Linked DNA regions of Homo sapiens: region 2 is linked to region 1. A link is an interaction called in ENCODE POLR2A ChIA-PET data of the cell type or tissue named here. Cell type or tissue: MCF 10A. All regions are shown on one strand.

The links. Peaks named below come from ENCODE experiments on the same cell type or tissue, not always from the same donor. Only the 100,000 strongest peaks of a DNase experiment are listed, where the experiment ranks them.
Region 2: POLR2A ChIA-PET joins it to region 1 with 5 read pairs; 2 of 35 experiments call an interaction of 5 or more read pairs at or near these places.

What each region holds. Positions count from the first base shown.
Region 1 is chr1:210,476,107-210,478,606 of GRCh38, reverse strand. All of the region lies in intron 8 of HHAT (hedgehog acyltransferase), which reads right to left. Among named protein-coding and RNA genes, the nearest start is that of HHAT, 150 kb to the right of the region's middle. In MCF 10A, no CTCF peak of the experiment used is centred here; a DNase peak (open chromatin) is centred at 1,056.
Region 2 is chr1:210,281,716-210,284,215 of GRCh38, reverse strand. No RefSeq gene overlaps it. Among named protein-coding and RNA genes, the nearest start is that of LINC02602, 10 kb to the left of the region's middle. In MCF 10A, no CTCF peak of the experiment used is centred here; no DNase peak of the experiment used is centred here.

The DNA.
Region 1 (2,500 bases):
TCTCCACCTCACCTAACATCCTTCCCTCTCCTCTGAAGCACAGGCAAGAGACCTAGAACCCTTAGGCTGCTAAAGATTTTCTTAGATTCCAGAGATTCGGCCCCTCACCTTCCTATTTCACCATCCCAATAGCCAAGGACCACAGCCAAATTCCACTTATAACTCTAATTGAAGTCTTTACTCAAACCAGGAAAGGGGCTGGTCCAGTTTCTTGGTTCTACTGATAGGACTCTCACAACCAACAGCCTTGAGGAAGGAAGGCACCTAGGCCACATTTTAGTTGATCATGATTGAGCCAAAGGCAAATATTGGCAAATGATCTCGCTAAAAACTTTCGGAAAATTAAATCTGCTATCTAATAGAAAATGAAACACACAAAAAACATAACATATAAAACCAGTCCCTTGAATTTCCCTCTGGATCAATCCTATTAGAGTGAGTGACCACACAACTCAGGAGGAAATACATCTGTCTCAAATATACCACATCCCACTCTGTAGTAGGAACTCACTTGAGAAATCCTGGGGAACCTAAGATCTTAGCTCTCAGTTTTTTCATTAAAACCAGACTGCAAGAAGGGGACCTAATCCCAACTGCAACATAAATACAAGGAATCTTGGAAATATATTGCTATGACAATTACTGCTACCAATTAAGTCAGCCACCAACTAGACAAGTATTATTTGCAGATTTACATTATGATGACAATGTGTCATAAGATCTGAGCTACTGCCCCCATTACCAAGCCTCTGCAAGTCCATTTCCCTTAGTCTCCTAATGACAACCCTGTTCCCCACTCCCAGCTGAAGAACCTCGATTAAAATAATGCAGCAAGCAACCTTGCCTGACTGCCTCGCAATCACTCACTAATCACAACCCAGGCGCCACCTGTAGGATACCCACGATGTATATTTTAATTAACTTCTTAGCAAATCCTCTGTAGCCTGCAGCTAGCAAGTTTCCCAGAAATGGAATGCCTACTTGAACTTGTCATCTCTATTTCAACAGTAAGGCCATGCCCCTGATGATGCTTTCCAGAAGTCTGGTAGGTCAGCTCTCCTATGTAAATAGTCTCACAGGAAACTAGATCCCTCCCTGCAGTGGACATCAGGTGGGCAATCCTCCAAAATCCACAGAAGGATGCCTACAGGACTCGGCCAGAAACCAGGAACTGGGCATTTCTTCCTGAATGGCAGAGTCCCTCCCCTGTGGGCTTCTTACACACAAAAAGCAACTCTAGGGAAACAGTGGGAAGAAGGCAGAGAAGGGGAGAAGTCATATACAGGAAAACTAATTGGAGGCCAAATGCATCCTGTGACAACAAATGGGGCAACTCATTTTTCCCAAGTTTTTGTGGCTGTAGATCAGTTGCCTTTATATGGTTTGAGCACCTGTAAGTCGAGCTTCCCTGATTCCTTACCTCCTCCAAAGAGCTGCCCTCCAGCACCCTCCCTGCCTTAGAGCTGGTCAACAAGTTTGTTGTCACCTGTCTCTTCAGTCCTTTTGTGGTCCCATCCCCTGGTAAAGTCAGTAAAAACTCCCATTTAAGTTCTTCAGGGTCCTGGTCCCTGTGATCCATGTGAATGTAAGATATTGAATATTCAAACATATTTACAGTTACTCATGGCCATCATCCAGGCAGTCTATGGAGCCGTGGCATGTCAAGGAGGAGAAGTCCTGAGAAGTCATCTGGCCCAGTGACTCTCAAATGTTAATATGCATACACTGTTCATAGGAGATCTTGCTGAAAAGCAGATTCTGATTCCATGGGTTTTAGTTGGCAGCCAAGATCCTGAATTTCTAACAAGCTCCCAGGAGAAACTGATGTGGCTGTTCCTCAGATCTTACTTATGACACCAAGAATCTAATGCAAGGCTCTTGCTAAATACCAAAACACTGGCTGTGTTAAAGCAAAATATCAAATACAAAACAGTAAGGTATAGCAGTCCCTGGCCTCCGGAAGTTCAGTGGTATTTTGCCTGATATTAGAAGGGTCCAGAGAGTGTGCCCTATGGTACTAAAAAGCCAGCACCCAAGTCATGGAGGTTTGTAAGAGAGCTGCATAGGCTGGACTGAGGAATGAAGACTTGTTCTGCACTATTGCCAGTAAGGTGAGTGAGAGGAATTTCTAATAGAAGGTTGGAGCCAGGCTTATACACCATGCTAAAGAATAAAGCATTGTTTGCAAGCATGACAACCAGAGAATTTGTCTTAACTTTTACCCTGCAGGTAATTACAGTTTGTGGTTCTTAGCAGAAGACAAAGTATTCATCTTATTCATTAGGTAAGCAGTTGGACAGTATCAGAGAATTTGTTAGTATACCAAGAGAAAGTCTTTGAATGTCTGTACAGACAGGTGGATTAGAATAAAGATGACAGTAGGTCTGCATAGCAACACAAAACAAATGTTGTCTGTAGCTGTAATCGTCTGCAATCTCAGGACTCACAAAAAGGATAAGAAAACTTCTGCCTTTCTTCTTGGTCTAACAGGAAGAAAAAA
Region 2 (2,500 bases), 190 kb after region 1:
CTAGCAATTCACCTGCCTCGTTCACGGACTTTTCTGATCTTGCTTGTCTCTGTTTAGGGTTTCTGGAGTCAGAACTGCTGTCAGGATGAGTGGGAAGGGCATCCCCTCACCTGTCTGTGCCTCAGATTCCTCATCTTCAAAATGGAGGGAATAAAACTACTTACCTTGAAGGGCTGGTGAAAGGTTAAAATGAGATGTAATTAGTTTAGACATTACATTCATACATAATTAGTTTAGAATAGAAACTGGCATGTGTTAAGTGTTAAAATAAATATTGGCAGCTTTTGTTGCTTTATCTCTATGAATCCTTTGCAGAAGTTAGAGATCACGGATTATCTAGAGGTAGGCCATGGTGGAGAATTGAGAATGAGATGTGGAGTGGTGATTGGATGAGGAAGTCATATAAGCTGCAGGAAGGGCGAGTGACTGAGGAAGCTTTTGTGGAGTCCTAATTAGAGAAACAGAGTTAGGCTGGCAGGACCAAGGGAAAGCAAAGAGAGAAAGCAGATAAACGGCCGGGTGTGGTGGCTCACGCCTGTAATTCCAGCACTTCAGGAAGCCGAGGCAGATGGATCACCTGAGGTCAGGAGTTCGAGACCAGCCTGACCAATATGGTGAACCCTGTCTCTACTAAAAATACAAAAATCAGCCAGGCGTCATGGTGTGTGCCTGTAATCCCAGCTACTCAGGAGGCTGAGACAGGAGAATTGCTTGAACCTGGGAGGCAGAGGTTGCAGTGAGCTGAGATCATGCCACTACACTCCAGCCTGGGCAACAGAGCAAGGCTCCATCTCAAAGAAAAAAAAAAGAAAAAAAAAGAAAGCAGATAAACTACAAGTCTTCCTTTCTTCATGGTCCAGGACACATAGCCCTCCTGCACAAATAACTCACAATCTTCCTGCATCCAACTATCACCAGACACCTGCAAGCTATTATAGCTCACTGCAACCTTGGTGTTATCAGAACTGCACAAAGCCCTCTTCAACAGACAGCATAAACACTCTTCTATAGAATCTCCAGCAAGCCTGTTTCCTGGCGGTTAGCTTCTCTTCTGCTGGCTGCCCATTGCCTCCTTGCAACGTATTTTCCTACTTTCTCTAATAAATCTGCCTTTTGTTTTTGTCTACAACTGTCTTGGTAAATTATTTTACCCCTGCACCGCTGGCCCAGGTACTCCCTGCTCACCTGCAACAGCTTTGGCAATGTATCATGATAGCAAAATGTCAGAGGTTGGCTGGCAAAATGAAATGGAGCCCAGAAGAGAATAAGAGTAACTAGGAGTAAGAAGAAGTGTGACTGAGATCAACATGGGTTAGGGTACAGATTTAGCTACTATACCAAAGGCCAAAATAATGGTGTCTCTAACAAAGCATATTTCTCTTACATAAAAGAATGAGTAGATGGTTCAGGGTTGGTATGGTGGTTCTGTAGTGTTGGAGATCTAGGCTTCTTCTATCTTGTAGGACAGACAGGTTTCTTCTACCTTGTTGCCATGCCATTCTCAGCATGTGGCTTCACCTCCCAGTCTACTCCAGCTCCTGCCATAACTCCTACCTTCCAGCTCATGGGAAGGGAAGAAAGGTGAGAGTGGACACATTCTTTTGCTAAAGGAATGACCTAGAAAGTACACGTACCACTTCTGCTCACATCTCACTGGCCAAGACTTAGTTATGTGTCCATCTTGTGCTGCAAAAGAGGCTGGAAATGTGGTCTTTAGCTGGGTAGTCATGTGCCCAGGGAAAGGAATGGAGGGAAAGGGAAGGAAAAATGACTATGGGGAGTGGGCAATGAATTGTGTCTGCTATAGGACTAATACATATTTTGGGATCGTAATGGAATTTTTATTCCTAATGATTTCTGAAAACGTCTGATAAAGTTGCACCATCTTGTTTTTGACCAACATTCAAAAAAACCAAACTACATAAAGAATTGGAAGCTGGAACTTTCCTACAATGACCCCACTACTACCTGAGGACCAAAGCCTTATCAATGCTGATGACCAAAAAAGACTTGAATTGTCCAATTCCTCCCTAGGAAAATATTTTGGAGACAAATTAAGATGAATTAAGTCAAATGACTATTAAAAAAAACTTTCTTCCTCTTGATTAATGATTCCATCCATTGCCATTGAGACTTATTAAGCAGCTTTCCTTTTCTGAGGGAAGATATTAAAGGACAGAACGTGCCAAGCTTTTAAAGTTTGACAAAAATACTCACTTAAATTATTATTAGATTCTGAGATATGCTCTGAAGGTGATGAAGGAGCTTTTTGGAATAGAGCCAAATGCTAATGCTGATTTCCACAGCTGAGCAAGGTCTGTGCAAGCACCCCAGGATCACTCCCTGCTCTCTCTCCTGCTGTTTAATGCCTAAAACATAGGTTTACATATGTTGAAATGTTTATATTTGTCCCAAGGCTTTTCTGGAGGGAACTGGGTATAAATAAACCACACAATGGATCCCTTCCTCACTAGAAACTAAAAATTAGGTCATCTCCTTT